Linked DNA regions of Mus musculus: all the other regions are linked to region 3. Evidence: chromatin loops called from intact Hi-C (ENCODE). Cell type or tissue: heart. All regions are shown on one strand. Each heading gives the region's core, and the rest is flanking DNA. Links, peaks and the distances in the headings are about the cores only.

The links. A loop is a pair of places that touch in the nucleus more often than their neighbours do. Peaks named below come from ENCODE experiments on the same cell type or tissue, not always from the same donor. Only the 100,000 strongest peaks of a DNase experiment are listed, where the experiment ranks them.
Region 1: it touches region 3 in a loop (4-fold over the local background); 6 of 42 quality-filtered maps call a loop at or near these places.
Region 2: a loop joins it to region 3, with 2.9 times the contacts of the local background. A loop is called at or near these places in 3 of 42 quality-filtered maps.

What each region holds. Positions count from the first base shown.
Region 1 is chr5:115,489,106-115,495,524 of GRCm38, forward strand. It overlaps Gm24265 (a small nuclear RNA gene), which reads left to right and starts at 354; the gene lies at 354-494. It overlaps Gm24407 (a small nuclear RNA gene), which reads left to right and starts at 1,149; the gene lies at 1,149-1,289. It also overlaps a transcript of Sirt4 not described here, the pseudogene Gm13836 and a transcript of Pxn not described here. In heart, for the core only: a CTCF peak has its summit at 2,337 (motif pointing left); DNase peaks (open chromatin) are centred at 846, 1,796, 2,896 and 3,806; H3K4me3 peaks cover 1,440 bases; H3K27ac peaks cover 2,080 bases.
Region 2 is chr5:115,480,377-115,486,795 of GRCm38, forward strand. Sirt4 (sirtuin 4) reads right to left here and starts at 4,108. Exons shown (of 5, transcript NM_133760.1): 1 at 3,956-4,108; 2 at 2,248-2,742; 3 at 1-149. The coding sequence starts at 2,735. Gm42007 (a long non-coding RNA gene) reads left to right here and starts at 4,074. Exons shown (of 2, transcript XR_878704.2): 1 at 4,074-4,187; 2 at 5,667-6,317. In heart, for the core only: a CTCF peak has its summit at 3,214 (motif pointing right); DNase peaks (open chromatin) are centred at 2,385, 2,705, 4,035 and 4,815; H3K4me3 peaks cover 2,085 bases; H3K27ac peaks cover 1,040 bases; H3K27me3 peaks cover 2,133 bases.
Region 3 is chr5:115,627,805-115,634,223 of GRCm38, forward strand. It overlaps Rab35 (RAB35, member RAS oncogene family), which reads left to right and starts at 4,183. Exons shown (of 6, transcript NM_198163.1): 1 at 4,183-4,394. The coding sequence starts at 4,343. 1110006O24Rik (RIKEN cDNA 1110006O24 gene) reads right to left here and starts at 4,012. Exons shown (of 1, transcript NR_027810.1): 1 at 3,245-4,012. In heart, for the core only: a CTCF peak has its summit at 3,825; a DNase peak (open chromatin) is centred at 4,047; H3K4me3 peaks cover 2,674 bases; H3K27ac peaks cover 2,444 bases.

The sequences.
Region 1 (6,419 bases), core at 414-5,413, 140 kb before region 3:
AACAAGAAAGCCTCGTTGGAAAAAGTGGTTAACGTTAAGCCCAACTTTACACCTTGACGCGGGCGGTTGCCTCCGCTCCTTTCCCCCGCCCCCCCCCCCCCCACCCGCAGGCTCGGAGACCAGTCTATTAGCATGTTCGGTCCCATAATGCTTTGCTTCATTTCCGCTGCTTAAATCTTAAATAAAACCAGCACGCCTCTCCGTTCTATCACATAGAGAATGCCAAGAGAATGTCCTTGCTGCTCTCATTTCCAGGGTAGCGATAATGGAGGGTTTTCCCGTTTGCTCGAAACCCCCTTTTTGAAATAGGGTCCTCGTCTGCTAGGAACGTTGCGCTGGGGCGGGAGTTCTTTAGCTTTGCGCAGTGGCAGTATCGTAGCCAATGAGGTTTATCCGAGGCGCGATTATTGCTAATTGAAAACTTTTCCCAATACCCCGCCGTGACGACTTGCAATATAGTCGGCATTGGCAATTTTTGACAGTCTCTACGGAGACTGAATAATTGTGGTTTAAAAAAAGCATGCTACTTTTTAGAGATTGTTATAGAATCCTAGTTTACTTTTGTTAAGATAATTTCATTTTTCAGCTTTTCCTACCGTCTTCCTATGTGTTAGTTTTCTATTTCCTTGACAAGGTTTCCTTTTTCTCCTGCTATACTGAGAAGTCTGTTATCCCTGGCTGCAGCAATCCTGTCTCCGCCTCCGGTCTCCTCAAACTTGTATCAGTGACTGGCCCAACACTCAGCAAATCCTCCTGTCTCCGCCTCCGGAGTGCTAGGTTTACAGACCTCTAAACCACCACCCCGAGGTCAGCCTCTGCTTCGGACCGTCACGACACATGTCCTTTCATCCCTTCTGGCTTACCCTCCTTCTCCCGCTGCGGTTGAGCCTCCACCCAGGCCATCGCGATGACGTTGACTCGATTTGCATAAGAGTCCCCAGCATCCCAAGCGACTGCCGCGTAGTTTGCAAAACACGGATGTTCGGGCTCGAGATAACCCACTGGCAAGAACGTGTCCACGCAGATAACCGAGATGGAACCGCCGGGCTCCGCTCCCGTCACGTGGAGGTCGCGCGTGGACTGAAGCTCACCGTGACTGAAATGGGAGTCGTCAGCCCTGGGAGGCTGAGCGAGCACGCTTACTCGTCAGCTTTGCGCAGTGGCAGTATCGTAGCCAATGAGGTTTATCCGAGGCGCGATTATTGCTAATTGAAAACTTTTCCCAATACCCCGCCATGACGACTTGAAATATAGTCGGCATTGGCAATTTTTGACAGTCTCTACGGAGACTGAATATTCATGTTTAAACATTAGACTTGCATTCTACTTTATAGTTTTCTGTTTTATCCTGTATTTATTTAATTTCAAGTTTGCTTATTCTCTGCATAGGCTGTAAACATTATAGCAACTGACAAACTTGTATTACGTCTCTCTGATTTTCCAAATTTCCTTGCGGTATTGTTTAGTGTAGATGCGCACACACAATAAGGAAATAATTTTTTTTTTTTATCTGAAAGAACTTCACGAACACCAGTACCTTTTGAAATTAGGGTAAAACGAACATTGATTCTGGTGATTTACATTACAACTGGCTTTCAGAAACCCTGAATACTTGAAGCTCTGGGCCGGAAGCCTGAGTTTTTTTTAAAAAACCTTGACAGTGCCTGGCTATGTAGCCCTGCTTGATCCGCCTGCCTCTGCCTCCCAAGTGCTGAATTAAAGGTGTGTTTCACCTTGAGCAGCTTTTTTGTTTGTTTGGGTTATTTTTTTAAGAGATAAACCGGTGAGTTAGCTCAGTGGATAGAAGTGCTCGCTATGCAAGCCTAATGACCTGTATTCGATGCCTGGAACCCATCGAAGAATTAACAGACAGCGGCCAACTGTCCTTTGACTTCCACGTGGTACAGGAGCACCTGAACTCACACAATAATAATAATAATAATAATAATAATAATAATAATAATAGTAACAAAGAGGACTGAGGCTATATCTCAATGGTAGACCACTTGCTTCGCATGCATGAGACCCTGGGTTCTATCCTTATTAGCATATCATTGCTAAATACGTATATAATTAACATATATGCATATAAGACTGTCCCTGGTGGCCCACACTTTGAATCCTAGCACTGGTAAAAGCAGTCAGATCTCTGTGAGTGCAAGTCTACAAATCAACTTTCAGGCAAGTCTACATAGTGAGATCCCGTCTCAAAAAATACACACATGGGCTGGAGAGATGGCTCAGCGGTTAAGAGCACTGGCTTCTCTTCCAGAGGTCCTGAGTTCAAATCCTAGCAACCATAAGGTGGCTCACAACCATCTGTAATGGGATCTGATGCCCTCTTCTGGTGTGTCTGAAGACAGCTACCGGGTACTTACATACATAAAATAGGTTAGCTAAAATCTTTTTTAAAAAACCAAAACACACACACACATGCGTGCGTGTGTGTGTGTGTAAAATACATATATACAGGAGAAGAGCTGCTTGCGGAAGGAATATAGTAAAACCACTTTGGAGAGGAATTTGCAATACCAATGAAGGACCCATTTTATTATTTTTTTTAATTTGAGGTACATAACTTAAGGGTGACAAAAACTCAATAATCAAATAAATAATATTTTTAGTTAATTGAGTCAAGGAGGCTGAGGGCAGAATAAGAAGATCCCTTCACACAGGGGTCTCACTACATAGCCTCTCAGTCTCCCAAGGGCTGAAGTTTAGAGTTGCACAAGTCTTTTAATGTCCCAGAGGACTCGCAGTTTACTAGGCAGCTGCCGGGAAGTGATCGGTTAGACTTGGCCACACACTCCTGCTCATGCTTTTTGACCGCGTAGGCGTTGGAGGCGTCCTCAGCGATCCCTGGTGAGCTCATCCTCCAAACGCTCGGCAAGGGTCTGGATGTTCCGGAAAGAGTCCGAGGAGCACCTGCGCACAGCAGCCAGATGGCCTGAATCACCAGGCGGGGACACACCCACAGCCCGCAGCCCTCCTGTCCCGGCTCATGCAATGCCTGTTGAGGCGTCCCCGGGGGCCCACTGTGGACGGTGGCAGTCACCAGTACCCGCAGAGGAATTTTTACCAGTGAGCAAGTAGGTGATCTCAAAGGCATGCTTGACTATGCGAACGGTCACGAGCTTCGTGTATCAGCACGGAGTAAGGGAGGTGCTCCGGGATGGGGCTCTGTGATTTACATACCGCGCTCCTGTGTGGGGCAGGGACTTTTCCAGGGCAATATAATCCTGAAGAGAAGGATGGTGGATCTGCGCGTCATAACTGTTCAATTTCCCAAAGAGCTCAATGTCCACCCGGGTCTCCTCCACTGCTGGTGTGGCTGTCTCCCACTGGGTCATTCTGAGGACACAGTCCCACCGTCCCATTCTGGCAAAACTAGCTTAATTTACTATTAATTGGGGCTCAGCCTCTGGGAAGTTCTGGTTATACTGTAGCAGATCTAGAATTCCAAATTATTTCTATCCACCTCAACGTGATTTCATTTTATATTATATTATTTTGTACAGGACATTTTGAGGAGGTGCTTTTTTGTTTTTGTTTGTTTGGTTGGTTGGTTTTTCAAGACAGGGTTTCTCTGTGTAGCCCTGGCTGTCCTGGAACTCACTCTGTAGACCAGGCTGGCCTCGAACTCAGAAATCCTCCTGCCTCTGCCTCCTGGGATTAAAGGCATATGCCACTGCCCGGGGTTTTCCTGCCTCTTAATACTTTAACTGGCAAAGTAAACAAACCTGAGCCAGACCCCGCCCCCCTCCCCCCAGACTATCATTGCAAGACTGTATTAATTTCACGATGTAGTTCTTGTAGACCTGGGACCCACAGAGCTGTTCTGGCCCCACCCCCTACCTCCCAGCCCCTCTGCTGAGATAAAGGACACCTGCCTAAGGCTGAGTGTACATGTTGTTTTACAACTTCCATTCTCTTCCCATCAAGCAATGCGTCTTGGTCGTATTTTGCATCTCAGCATCCAGTTTGGCTGTCTTCATCCCTATGAGTCAGTCCTTGTGTGTGTGTGTGTGTGTGTGTGTGTGTGTGTGTGTGTGTGTGTGTGTGTGTGTGTGTAAGCAATGTTACAATGAATATCCTTGTGGCTTCATCATCCCTATGAGTCAGTGTCTCTGTGTGTGTGTGTGTGTGTGTGTGTGTGTGTGTGTGTGAAAGTGTATGTATGTGTCTCCCTCTTCCCCCCTCTCCTTCCCCCCTCCCCACCCCCTGCCCTTTCTCTGACAGTTTCATGTAGCCTAGGCTAGTTTTGAACTCACTATGTAACTGGAGATGGCCTTGCACTCCTGATCCTCTTACATCCATCTCCTAAGTGCTGGGATTACACACTGTGCCTGGCTTCCTTGTAGGCCATTTTGTGAGGAATTTTCTATAAGTGAGATCGCCACTTTCAGGACCATGTGTTTTTATTTTTACAATTTAAAGGCAGGCACACTTCCAATTTGGCATCTGAAAGCTTGCTGATATATTTGGGCCAAAAGTAGTGAATGAATAGAGCGATAAACTTTCCCCGGCTGGGAGCAGGGAGGAAGGCTGCTGGGTTGGATGAAGTAATCTTTGTGTCTGAGGGAAGAAGGAGGAGGAATCTGGACCCATCCCAAACTGACCCTCTCCTCTTTATCAGACATAAACACACACACACACACACACACACGCACACCTCCCACCCCTAACGCTGTCTTCAAAGCTTGCCTTGGACCCCCTGACTGGCTCCAGGGCTACCTCAGCGGAGAAAGGGCCCAGCCACTCCTAAACAATTTGCTCAGTGTTTAAGTTGCTGCAGGATGTTTGCAAGAACCAGCTTCTCAGTTAAAAATATCCCATGCTGGAGGGGCCTGAGTCTGTCTCAGAACAGAGCTGCCCCACAGCCCCAAGGCTTCTTCTCCGTCACTAGGGGAATTGAGGAGATCAATTGATACCCCCCACCACTCCCCATCATACTTTGAAGTCACACTTTCTGTGTTCTAATCTGGCTCCATGATTCACTAGCTCTGTGACCCTAGGCCACACAATTAGTGTCTCTGTGTCTTGCTGCCCACGGCTATAGAGGGGGCGTCATGTTCTTTCTCAGAGGCCATAGGTCTCTACCCTGTCTGCCAATTGCCTACAGAGTTTTTTGTTTTTTGCTTTTTTTTTTTTTTTTTTTTTTTTTAATCCTGAAGTATAGAAGAAGAGAAGGAAGGGGGAAAAAATCCTAATACTCAGACTACATTCCAGACCAGTTGACTCAGAATGTCTGGGGACTGGGTCTGGGCAAATATATAGATAATAAACTTCCCAGGTAGTGACAAGTGCCTTCAAGACCAAGGCATGGTGTGCTGCATAGGGACGGAGCTTGCAAGCATACTGCCTGGCACAGTGGTGAGATCATGGTGCCAAGAGTACAAGTCCTGGTGGTAGTCACTGAAGGCTGCCTGGAGGAGGGGGTAGGCAAGCTGTGAACTGAGGAATTCCCAGGACAAAGAGAACAAGGTGGATTCTAGCAGGGTTTTAGCATCTGTGGAGCCAGGAATCTTTGCCTCGGGGAGGAGATATGTTCCTCTGTGCTGGGCTCGAGCTTAGGGAGAGAGTGCAATCTTTCTATGTCCTAGGTTCTGGATTCAGATCCAGGCACCACCTGAGACTGGAGGTGAGATAGAAGTCAGGTAAGGGAGGAGGCATGGGCTTCCCTCCAGTCTTCTGCTGAGGTCAGAGGTCATTGAGAGTTCCTGCCACTCTTCTGGAAGCACAACCGTGATAGAGACCAGGGTTTTGAGGGGAGCCACGTCCTTTCCAGGTGTCTCCCGTGAGACAGCCCTGGACTCTAGCCTGGCCTTCTCACTTGTCAGCTCCATGGCTGTGGGCAGGTGACTTCACTTATGAGCCTCAGTTTCCCAGTATATAAACTAGGTGTGAACTGGATACAATAGCCCTACCTGTGGGAGACACAGAGGTCCTTGGGCTCACAGTTAATCACTAGGGGAACCTGGAATGTTAAAAACACAGGCTTGGGGGGTGGGGTAGAGAGATGGCTCAGTGGGTTAAGAGCACTGGCTGCTCTTCTAGAGGACCCAGGTTCAATTCCCAGCACCCACATGGGAGCAAACAGCTCTCTGTAAGTCTAACATTGTCACACAGACATGTAGGCAAAACACCAATACACATTGATGTGTTTATAAAAAGATAGAGAGGTATAAGATTATGTTCTATGGAGGTGCAGTCAGGAATGGGGGGAGGGGTGCCTCAGTGGGCCCATGCTAAGGCATCCCTTCCCGCTGAGAGACCAGCCACATGGTATAGTACAGAATAGAGTTTATTCAGGGCATGGGAAGGGAGTTAAGAGGACAGTAGAGGCAGAGAAAGGCAGAGAGAGGGAGAGTAGAGAAGTAGAGGCTGGCCATGGCCATGAGCACGTGGAGAGAGGGGGA
Region 2 (6,419 bases), core at 409-5,408, 150 kb before region 3:
GAAAGCTCCGGACCTGCTCCTCAGTGAGGAACACGTCGCCGTCGGGAGCCACGCCCTGCGCCTCGGCGCTCCAGCTGGGGTTCAGGGCTTGGAAGCGTTCCTGCAGCACCCTGCGGGCAGTCTGCTCCCCACAGTTCAGGCACAGGACTCTAAAGACAAATATGAAATCTGCTGAATATAATTCCTGGGAGCCGCGGAGCTGCCAGAGCAGTCCGACCATTTTTAGTCCCCCTCCCCCAAAACAGTGACTTTCTTTTCCAACCCCCCCCCCCCCGTCCCATTTTAGGACATCCAAGTGTTCTCCTTTCTCCCCTTTGCAAGGTTCTCAACCTGTGAGTCCAGACACCTTGAGTCGCCTAGGACCATCAGAAAAAACGCAGCTAGTGGGCTAGCGAGATGGCTCAGCGGGTAAGAGCACTAACTGCTCTTCCAGAGGTCCTGAGTTCAATTCCCAGCAACCACATGGTGGCTCCCAACCATCTGTAATGGGATCCGATGCCCTCTTCTGGTATGTCTTAAAGACAGCTCTGGTGTACTCATACATAAGATAAATAATAAAAATAATAAAAGAAAACATGGATAGTTACATTAGGATTCATATCATTAGCAAAATTATAGTTATGAAGTAGCCACAAAAATAATTTTACGGCCAAGTGTCACCACAATGTGATGTATTAGAGGGTTGCTGTGTTAAGGTTGAGAGCCACTGCTCTAGATTCCATTCGAGTGGTTTTGTCCTTAATGCATCAACATATACTCTACCCTCATTTCCTTAGTACACAATCCCGTGCCCCTCCACACTTGCTCTGTCCATTATAATAACTGTCACTACCACTTCATTTAAAGACACCTTTTGAAGGGTGGGGATGCCATTAGGTTGGTAGCGTTTTTTACCTAGTAGGCACAAAGCCCTGGGTTGGATCCCCAGCACCCCCTAAGGCAGGTGGGTGCCCCACACTTGTAACCCCAGCAAGCAGGAAGTGGAGGCAGGAGGGTCAGAAATTAAGAAATTTAAAGAAGCCGGGCAGTGGTGGTGCAGCTTTTGATCCCAGCCCTTGGGAGGCAGAGGCAGGGGGATTTCTGAGTTCCAGGCCATCCTGGTCTACAGAGTGAGTTCCAAGACAGCCAGGGCTACACAGAGAAACCCTGACTCAAAAAAAAAAAAAAAAAAAAAAAAAAAAGAAAGAAAAAAGAAAAAAGAAATATAAAGAAGATGTCTCACTTGGAATAGTGCTTGCTATGCACACATGAGAACCTGAGTTCAGACCCCAACACCCATGCAAAAGGAAAGGCCTATCGCCGCAACTCCAGGGAGCAGAGACAGGAGGATACCTGGGACTTGCCAGCCCATCAACTGGTGGAGACAACTAAGGAAGACATTTCCACCTCTGGTCCCCACATGTGCTCACATACCAGAATATACACAAATACAAAGTCACGATCATCCTTAGCCACATAGCAAGTTCCAAGGCAGCCAGGGATATAAGACACCCTGTCTCAAAAAAAAGGGGGGGGGCAGGTGTGGTGGTGGCACACACCTTAATACCAGTGCTCAGGAAGCAGAGGAAGGAGTAACTCTCTGAGTTCAAAACTAGCCTGTTCTACAGAGTGAGTTCCAGGATATCCGGGCTACACAGAGACACTCTGTCACAAAAACAAACAAACAAACAAACAAGAAGAGGAGGAGGAAGAGAAGAAGACAATAACAACTTTCTTTTGGTGAGAAGAAGAAAAGAAGAAGAGGAGGAGGAGGAAGAGGAGGAGGGGGAGGAGGAGGAGGAAGGAGAGGAGGAGGAGGAGGAAGAGGAGGAGGAGGAGGCAAAAGCTTTCTTTTGGTGAAATAATTCTTTCTTTTTTTCAACCCAAACTCAGGGTTAACAACACTACCCATCAACCTCACAGTGGCTCTTTCTGAAATAAGTCTGAAGTCCTGGGCTAGAGCCACCGCAGGACGCAACCCCACTCACGTTATTTTTCCTGGTGCTGGGAGACTGAGCTCAGAGCTTTGCCCAGGTGACCACTGCACCCGAGCCAGGCAGAAAGCATCCTCTCCTGGCTTGCTCCCTCCCCTGCTCCCGTCCCTACTTCCTCTCCTCAGTTCACTGGGCCTAACTCCAAAGAGAACAACTTGCTCCGGGAGCCTTTGCTTGCTCTCCATCTTAAGATAACCCTGGTCCAGACAGCCAGGGGCCGTTCACCTGGGGGACCACACGTCTTCTTAGGGCCAAACCCCGCAGACTTCTGCACCTGTGCATGCATCCGTGGAGCTCCGTCAGCCGCTGACTCCCTGCTTTGGAGTGCAAAGCGTCCACGTTCTGAGTCACCAACCAGTGCAGCTTCCCCAGTCTCTCCCAGTTGCTCAGAGCCCAGTGTGCTGGGTTGGGTTGGTGAGAGGAGAATTGAGGCCAGCCCACAAAGTTTCGGGCCCAGTACCGCTGGCGGACCGGAGCACTGCGGACGAAATCAATGTGCTGGATGGGTCTCCGGTCAGTGCGGGCGTAAAGTCCCACCTTTTCTGACCTGTAGTCTGGGATGCCGGACTCGGTGGAGATCCCCGCGCCTGTCATCACGAGGAGTTTCTTGGAAAGGCTAATGAAGCGCTGTAACTCTTTGATCTTTTCAGGGTCCAAAGGAGGGCTGGGCGGCACAAATAACCCCGAGGGTCCACAAGAACGCGGCCGGCTGAGGTGGGTGATCCAACGGCCCTTTGTCGGCCTGAAAGTCAATCCGCTCATTCTTATTCTGGAGAGAAAGAAATCCATGAGAGCAGCTGGGTTTTACAAGTCAAGTTAACCCACCAATTGATAGACACCGGAACTCTATTCGACTATGAAAATTTTGCCACGGTGGCCCCGGCCTGGGATTGTAGCACTGGGGAAACAGAAGGGAGGACGGTTCGTCCGGAAGCCCTTCAATTCTCAGCACCTACAATGGTGACTTACAACTATCTTTAACTCCAGTTTCAGGCCCTCGTCTGCGCTCTGCAAGCGCCGAGGAATAAAAGGGATGCGCAAATACACGCGCAGGTAAAATACCCAAACACATAAAATAAAATTTAATTTTAAAAAATTAAATATTTTTTAAAACAAACTTTAAAAAAATTTTTTTTTACTTATTTTATGTATATGAATGGTCAACCTGCGCGTACACCTACTTCCCAGAAGAGGGAAGAACTCATCAGAGATGGTTGTGAGACACCTTGTGGTCGTTGAGAGTTGACCTCAGGACCTTTGGAAGAGCAGGGGGTGCTCTTAACCACTGAGCCATCTCTCCAGCCCTAAAAAACAGACTTTTAATAGCCCATTATTTTTCACCTGCTACTAATATAAACATGTTTTAGTAATATTTATATTTTTGTTAATATTATCTCTCATGGGACTATTTGTTCTATAACTCTACTTGGTTTAAATCAGATATTATTATTATTATTATTATCATTACTTGAGACAGAATTCCCTGTAGCCCAGGCCAAGGAATACAACTAAACCGAATTATATCATTTCTCCAAAAGATTTTTTAATTTTAGTATGTCAGTTTTGTTTTGTCTTTTTCTACACGGTTCTCGGTACCAAATCCAGGGCCTCTGGGATGGACGCTAAGTAATCACTCTGTCTGCTTACCCTGCATTGTAAATTCTGCTACTTGGACACATAAAAATCAAGGCATACAAACTTGCCTGTCTGGTTTTCTAGTTGTAAAGACAAGCCTTTGACACAGTCTTTGACATAATGCGGAGCTATCGAGTGATAGGCACACATATTTAGGCTTGGCTTCCTATCCAAGAAGAGCTCAGGACCCTGCTTTCTCCATGAGATTTCCCAGCTACGTGTGAACGGCTAAACAGTCGGGTTTTGCCGGGATAAATCCTCCTTGTCCCCTCGAGAACAAAAGAGACAGATGGAATCCCTAGTAAGAATGCTCAGCGGGAAACCTTCAGCCGGATCAGAACACTTACCTTCCACAATTCTCACCCAACAGTGGGACTCGCTTGTTACGTGTGCATCTTGGGAAATGTAGTCCGCGAAGCCGATCTAGTTGGAAGAAAACTACAAGTCCCAGAATCCTACGTGTCTCCCACGCCAAGATTCTTGGGCGCTCCTCTACGGATTGCCCGCTGTCTTTCCTGCTCAGCTCAGTTAAGGTTCCGGATATGCTGCTGACGCCTGGGGCAATGATTGCCTTTTGAGGTTCTTGTAGTGTTTGTTTGTTTGTGGCTTGTGTTGTTTGCTGAGAGAGGGTCTGACATATCCTTGTCTGACTCCAAATCCGTGATCCTCCTGGCTCCACCTCCCAAGTGCTCGGATTAGAGGCTTGTGCCACCAAAGAAGTGGTTAATATTTCCCATGTCCTGCGTGCGAAAGAGGATCCAAGCAGTCCTAATTTAGGAATTCGCTCTCTTAAAGAAACTCTTTCACTAGTAGCACAGGACAATAATCTGCCACTCAATAGGCTTAGGCGGAAGAATCACGAGTTCAAGGCCAGTCTGGGTGACTTAGTGAGACCTCGGACTCAAAATAATACTGTAAGAGCACTGGGGCTATAGCTCGGTGTCAGCGCGTTAGCCCAGCCCTGGGTAGCCCTGAATTCACACTAGCGGGCATTTCTCCATCCAAGACGCTTTTTAAAATAGACTGGTTTTTTTTTTTTTTTAATAATGTGTGTGTTTTACCTTCATGCATACAGGAGGAGCTCCTGACGGCCATAAAAGGGCGTCAGATCCCCTGGAACTTGAGTGACAACCTGTTGTGAACTGCCCTGTGGGTGCTCGGGATGGAATCTGAGTCCCCCTGCAAGAGTAGCAATGCTCTTGTTTGTTTGTTTTGGTGTTTTCGAGACAGGGTTTCTCTGTATAGCCCTGGCTTTCCTGGAACTCACTCTGTAGACCAGGCTGGTCTCAGAGATCCACCTGCCTCTGCCTCCCAAGTGCTGGGATTAAAGGCGTGCTCCACCACCACCTGGTGAGAAGCAATGCTCTTAACCAGTGAGCCACCTCTTCAGCTCTCCCAACCCCTCCCCAAAAGACCCTTTCTTTGTTTTTTGTTTTTGTTTTTCTGAGACAGGGTGTTAATGTATAGTCTGACACTTTTTTTTTTTTTTTTTTTTTTTGGTTTTCCGAGACAGGGTTTCTCTGTTTAGCCCTGGCTGTCCTGGAACTCACTCTGTAGTCCAGACTGGCCTCGAACTCAGAAATCCGCCTGCCTCTGCCTCCTGAGTGCTGGGATTAAAGGAGTGCGCCACCACGCCCAGAATTTTTTTTGACACTTTTAATAATAAATAATTGCCCCCTTTGTTTTGTGTTTGTTTTAAGATGGGTTCTCACTATGTAGCCTTGGCTGGCCTGGAACTCCTTATGTAGACCACGCTTGGCCTTGAATTCATGGAGATTCACCGGCCTCCGCCTCCCTAGAACTTTGATGAACTGAACGATGTGTGCCAACACGGTTCGCAGATTTGATTGGTTTTCCTCCTAAGTGCCCACGTCCACTTCCACTGCAAAGTAATTAAATTTCCTGCTATAAGTTAAAGATTGATAGGGGTCTGCCAGGTGGCTAGGCAGGTGAAGCTCTGCCACTTGACAACCCAACTTTGACCCCCTGGATCGAGGGAGGAGAGCGCCAACTCCACTTTTGGCCCACATGCACACACAGTGTTCTTATTCTAAACAGCAAAATAGATCGTGGATGCTGGGGAGATGGCCCTGAGGCTCAGAATTACAGCTGAAGCATGAAGACCTATGTCTGGATTCCAGTACCCACATAAACTCTCCTCCCAGCACAAAGGCGAGCAGAGAGCAATCGGACGGCTGGCACCTGCTTGCTCCCAGCCTGGTGGAAGAACTGGAACTCCGAGTTTATCGACACGCTGTCAGATTCTGCCTCAGAAGGAATAAAGTAGGGAGTGATGAGGGGGATCCCCAAGATTCCCCTCTGGCCTCCGCTGACTCCCCAACACATACGCAGTACACACACACACCCCAACATACAACCAATTTGGATTACGAAGAAATGTGTCCACGGACTTGAAAATGGACGCTTTGGCAGCAACTATGAGCAGAGCCACGTATAATGCATAGAGACTGATACACTCCCTCTCCTGACTTCAGGAGCTCTTTTATGTTTTGTTCTGGTTTGTTTGTTTGTTTTCGGGAAGTGTCTCATTTCTCCCAGACTGGCCTCAAACTCACTAAGTAGCCGAGGATGACCTTCCTTCTGGGTGCCGGAATCACAGGTGTGCTCAGCTCTTCAACGCCATTTCTTAGGGTTTTTTTGTTTTGTTTTGTTTTGTTTTGTTTTATTAAATAAGCAATACAATGACCAGGTCTCGCTTCCAGATTTTTGTTTTGCTTTGGTTATTATTATTATTAATTTGGGTTTTGTTGTCATGGTTGTTTGTTTTGACAGTGTTACCCCACAGCCCAG
Region 3 (6,419 bases), core at 776-5,775:
TTTCTTTAGTCACCAATAAAAGTCTATTCAATAAAAATAATCCTGGCCAGGCATGGTGGCACACGCCTTTAATCCTAGCACTCGGGAGATAGAGGCAGGTAGATTTCTGAGTTTGAGGCCAGCCTGGTCTACAAAGTGAGTTCCAGGACAGCTAGGGCCACACAGAGAAACCCTGTGCACTTCCAGAGGTCCAGAGTTCAACTCCCAGCAACCACATGGTGGCTCACAACCATCTGTAATGAGATCTGACGCCCTTTTCTGGTGTCTGAAGATGGTGACAGTGTACTCACATAAAATAAATAAATCTTTTTTAAAAACCATATAAGATGATGATGATGATGATAAACTAGGAAGCCCGATGATAATAGCTCAGCTGGTGGAGCGCCTGCCCAGCGTGCACACAGCCCCTGGATCACTCGGTAGAGCCACACAGAGGCTTGGTGTGGTTTTTATGTTCACTTCCACATTTTTGCATGACCACAGCCCTCAGATTTACCCAGATACCGCAGGTCCCCGTGCTGACCTAACCCCAGCACTGCAGACTTCAGGGTGCTACCCTTCCCCAAGCCCTCAGGGGCCCCCTCTTCTCTACCCTGCAGCCTCACATCCCATCCCTCCTTCTGGACCTCTGAGGAACCCTGGTTGGTCTCCGCCTCCCTGCTTACTGTTCACTGCGAGGTTGAAGAGTAGAGGCCTGCCACCCCGAGCTGCTTTGGCTCCCTGTCCCTCATATGCTACACTTCCTTCTGTCATCCCCGTGGCCTGTACTCCCAAACACCTCGAAGGTAGGTTTTTAAATTTCGCTTACTGCTAAGTCTCTGGATGCTAAGTGCCAGGCATGAAGTAAGTCCCAATAATTGTGGCAGGTTTTTGTTTTTTGTTTTTTTTTTTTAATTTAGAAAGATTTTTTTTTTTTTTAACGTACAGGGGCAGTTTGCATGTACGTTTCTGCACCACATGCGTGCCTGGTTCCTAGAGAAGTTAATAGAGGGTGTCTGTTCTCCTGGAGCCTGAGAGTCATAGTCATTGGTCGCTAGCTGCTGTGTGGGTGTTGGGGACCAAACCTTGTCGCCTGCAAGAGCAAGTGCTCCTCCGCTACAGAAACACCTCTCCAGCCCCACTAACAGTTGGACAGATTACTGATTCGCTCCCCTACTATGAAGAAGCTGTGGGTGGTGTTTGGCTTCTGGGTGCATCTAGTAAGCACACCCGTATTTATTGAATTAATGAGTCAACAAATTGAATTTGTTGCATGGATCCAGCTACCAGGTGATGTTGAAAAAGCAGCTTTGTCTGCCTGTCACTGTTTGTCTCATTTGTAACTGCCCAGCCCCGCTCACCACCGCGGTGCTCCTGCCGCGGGTCTGTGACACAGCTTTGCAGTGCTGCTCTTCTGATGGGGATCTCCGGAGTTAGCTCTAAGGTAGGAAGATAAGCTGTAGCCCGGGACATGGGGACAAGGTCTCTAGCTGCGGGCTGTCCTGACCAGCCTGCAGCAGTTCACACGCGACACACGACACATGCGTTTTTGGAAAGAACTCTTCATTGACTGCAGCCAGGTAAACATTAGACAGTGTTTTCAGAGCGTTTGCTGGGAGACTCATTTTGGGATTCCAGAAGCATACCCTGGCCTCAGGGAATTCCCCCCTCCAAGCCAAAATTGATGATTCTCACAGGGTGTGACAGCGGCTGTCTGAATACAGCTGACATTCAAAGTGTGCCTCTGTTCTGGTGTCACCATGAAATCTTTGTGACGGACTCTTCTCCTTCCCTCTTGCTAACAGAGACAGTCTGTGTCCTCTGAAGTATAGTACAGTATAGTATAGTACAGTACAGTACAGTATAGTATAGTATAGTAAATGGTAAGAGGCCATTACATAGTTACAGAATAAAGGCAGGAATTAACACCCACTGGGTTCCAGGTGACATATGGATGGGGCAGAACTGGGAATCTCATCTCCCTAGAGCTGTTCTGCTTCACTCCCCAGAGAGTCCTGTGTTGACAGGTTGCTGCTCTGGGACTGTGGGAAGTCCCCTATAGGAAACAGCTCGATGATGAGCGAGCCCTTGCAGAATGACTAACATTGGTCCCTGTGACTGACGATGCATAGCCTCACATTTACAGTATTCTGAGGAAACAGACTCTGAGGCCCCTTGACTATCCAGAAGCTATTCAGGGGTGGATTTCAAAGCTGGCATTGAAACTGCAATCTTTTCAACCTAGGAGCAGGCATGAAGATGACCTGACCCGATGCTTTAGGTGCCAGGGAGACGTGGAGTGCTTATCTGAAGTCTACCCTAATCCTAAGACTTCTTGCTTTCCATCTGTCTCCTCTAAAATGTTTTTTTTTTTTTTTTTTTTAAAGATTTATTTATTTACTTTATGCATGTGAGTACAGTCTCTATCTTCAGACACACCAGAAGAGGGCATCGGACCCCATTACAGATGGTTGTGAGCCACCATGTGGTTGCTGGGAATTGAACACAGGACCTCTGGAAGAGCAGCCAGAGTGCTCTTAACCGCTGAGCCATCTCTCCAGCCCCTCTAAAATGTTTTGAGGTTTTTCTGTTATGTACCTGAATGTTAGTTTGAGTCTACAGACCACATGTCTCAAGTGTCAGCCAAGGCCGGAGGGTGACATCAGTTCTGAGACTGGAGTTACAGATCCTGGTAAGGCGCCATGGGGGGTGGGAGGGGCTGAGGATTTAACCAGGTTCCTCCGGAGGAGCAGCCAGTGTTCTTAACTGCTGAGCCATTCCTCAGCCCCTTCCCTGTTTCTTAAAAAATGCCAATCAAAGGAATAGCAGGAACCTGGCCAGTCCCAGGAGTTTTCAATCAAGAACACAACACAGCCAGCGTCTCTCCTCAGCCAGTATCTTATGATTCTAGGCTCGTGTTCATCTGACATCACCAGGCTTGCTTCAGGGAAATAAAGAGTTCAAGCAAGGCCTAGATCAGACACTGTGTGTGCTGTTCAAGGACCTGCAGTACCTTGAATAACAAGAAAATTATGAACTGCATAAATCTACCAGCAGCGGAATTGTTAAGGAATAGTACAACCATCAGATGGGGGTACCACGTGGTGACGAGGCAGTTAAATGATTGATGGCGGCATACCGGTGAACTGCGAGAGGCACATGGGTGCTTAGATACTCTGAAATGTATGGGAAAACATGTATCCATTAGACTAGTAAGTGTTTCATGCTGTCCAAGAAACTTTAAAGGAAAACTAATGTCAACTTTGAATTCAGTAAGCGTCTGTATTTTGTTGTTGTTTTGTTTTAAACACTAGCACTGCTTCTTACGGGGAAAGATTAGGAGTGGGCAGTATCCCCAACAGGTGCTTGGCTGGAAAGCACTGGAGGGCAAGAAGAAGCAGGGACAAAGAGGCTGGGGGTGGAGCTCAGCTCGAAAAGCGTCTGCCTAGCATCTGCGAAGCCATGGGTTCGAGTCTCAGCACCACATTAAAACAGGACTCAGGAGGTACAGGTGGGATCAGAAGTATATGGTTATCCTCGGCTACTCGAGAGAGTCAGGAAGCCACCCTGGGATACTTGAGAACTTGTCTGGAAAAAGTAAAAAACCACAGGGATGGGGCAATCCCTGCAGACCTGCAGGGAGGATGGCGATGGCAGCGACAGCTCTCGGGGACGGGCAGGTGGGCTTCCGCTCCAACTGGAAAAAAACGTGGGGCTGGCTCCGCGCTGCGTCCGGAAAACTGAGGCAGAAGGAGCAGAAGCGCTGGCGAGCAGGGTGCATACGCCCCACGGATCCCAATCCGGAACCGCTACCCGTTCCGCCAGGGGGTCGGGCGTCCGGGATCGTGGTGCTCGGGGGACGACTTCCTCCCCAGCGCTGACCTCCAGGCTTCAGCCCTGCGGCCGGTTGTCACCTCTCTTCCGTCGGGCCCTGCTAAACGGTTCGGTTCTCCCGGGGATCCGCAGCGACGGCGCTCGCTCGCTCGCTCGCTCGCTAGCTCACTCGGACCTCGGCCGGCGAGCGTAGCGCACTGCGCGTGCGCGGAGAGGGCGCGGCTGGCCGGGGCTGCGGCTGCGCAGAGGCGGTTCCAGCCCCCGCGCCTGCGCAGTGGCGGGGCGGGGCGGGAAGGAGGGAGGCGGCGGCACCGGCGGCGGCTGCTGAGGAGGAGGAGGAGGAGGCGGAGGTGGGGGAGCGGAGGGAGGTGTTTCTGTCAGTTCCGGCTGTTTGTTCGGGAAGTGGATCCGCCGCTGCCGGAGCAGCCGGGAGGGAGCTGCGGATCGCGAGGCCAGGACCGACCCCGCCCGCCCAGCTCGCCTGCCCGCCCGCGCGCGCGCGCCCGCCCGCCCGCCGCCCCCGCCCGCCATGGCCCGGGACTACGACCACCTCTTCAAGCTGCTCATCATCGGCGACAGCGGTGAGGGCCGCAGGGGCCGGAGGCGGTGTGGGCCCTGCCGGGCGCGGCCCGCGGGGGCCTCGGGGCGGGCGGGCGAGCGGGGCGGGCGGGCGAGCGAGCGAGGAGGCGCGGCCCGCGCGGGGCGGGAGGCGCGGAGCTCGGCGGGGTCGCAGGCCCCGGGGGGGCCGCAGCGAGGGGACTCCGGGGTGGCTCCTCGGCGGGGCGGGGGGCACCGAGGGCGCGGGATGCACGCACGGCCCCGGCGCTCGTTCCTGCCTCACGTGTGACCTTGGTCAAGTCGCGCGATCGCTGGAGTTGGAGAGAGCCGGGTTCGAGTCCCGGGGAGGCAAGCTTTTGCCGCTCTGTGACCTTGGGCGAGTTGTCTCGCCTCCCTTGAGCCTCAGTTCCTGCATCTGAGAAGTGGGGACTTGTTAAGCTGAGCGGTGGGATGATTCGGTGAGCTGAAAGTAGGGAAAAGCGCCTGACCCGGCATAAAGTAACCTCTAAGTAACTCACAGTGTTAGCAGCATGAGTCGCCCTGTGAAGACTCAGCGCTCCGTGAAATGGGGGTATTTCCAGGACCCGTCTCCGGGTTGCCGTGCGCTTGGATGAGGTGCGGCAGGTACAGCCATGAGCGCATTCCTTTAGAATTGTTACTAAGTCTCAGCAAGGTTCAGTTCTCATCTGTGGAATGGGAGTGGTAGATTTGCCTGCCAAGGCTGATGTGAGCACACACTTAATGAGGGGACTAGTGTTTGGCACACAGTAGGTGGACAGTGTTTGCTGTTCTCTTACCCGGGTGCTTCATTCAATATTTTAAGTGCTTTGTGTACACAAACACACACACACCACACACCTTTCAGTACCGCGCCATCTCTGATTCATAGATCAGCTTCTGGTACCCAGTGCTTAAATGCATTTGGTCAGTGAATGAGAGTCACACTGGTTTCTGGCCAAGGATGAAGCATTTTAGAGGTGTTTGGAGTATGGCAGGTGACCAGGTCCTGTGGGGTGATGGTGAGTTCAGGGAGGCAGGCCCAGGATGTTTAGGGGAGCTTAGCTGAGGTGCCAGGAATATGTGATGTTTTAGGAAGGAGGCTGGCGAGCAGCTAAGTTTATAGATCAGACTGGAGTGTGGGATAGAGAGGGTCATGTGACTTGAGACAGCCAAGTTGGTGGTAGAGCCTGTGTATTGTCAAGGAACTAGAGCTCCGTGTCCCCCCTGAGACTCAGGATATAGGCTTGTTGGCTGACGCTGTCATAGACGGACATGGAAATAAGTGGATTTTGGTCTCACGGGAGAAGCTGGGTTGGGATGTGGTTGGTGGTTTGGATCTGGTGGAAGATGGCTGAAGTCTTAGGGGGTTGCTGTTAGGGGGGGAAGGTGTCGGGAAATGCTAAGGCCTAAAGGATTGGGGTAGAAGAATAGCTGTGTCTGGGAGCGGAGTTGGAAAGCTGGAAGACTGACCTGTAGTGGTTTGAATGAAAGAAAACTAGGCAAGCTGTGTAGATAGACTTGAACTTGGACCCAGCTAGTGGCATTCTTCTGGGCTCTTGAGGGTTTGTTGACATTATGGTGATCTCTCTCCTTTCAGAGCTAAAGTCAGCCCGCTGTGGTCAGAGGTCTTTATCCCTCCTCAAGACGTGGCCAGTGTTAATATCCAAAACTCGAAAGGCCAAACTCAGCAAGAAGATGTAGCTTGTTGGCATTTTCTCTTCTGTGAAACCCAGGAAATGGTTTCTGCCTGCTTTCTTACGGTGCACCTCGCATGGTGTATTGATTTTTTTTTTTTTTTTTTCTTTTTGCTCAGAAGTCAGGTGTGGGGACAGGACTCACTGGTCAGTCTGTGTGTGACTAGCTCCAGATTCGGTGTGAGTGCAGGCCCAGCTTATGGGGAAGGAGGAGACACTATGCTGTTGGGTTTCTCCTGCCACGGAGATGACACTCAGGAACCTGGGAGATGGAAGCCAGGGAGCAGGGACCATGACATCACCGCCTGATTGCCCTGGCCCCTTGACTGTGTGCTTCTGAAGGTGTATCAACTG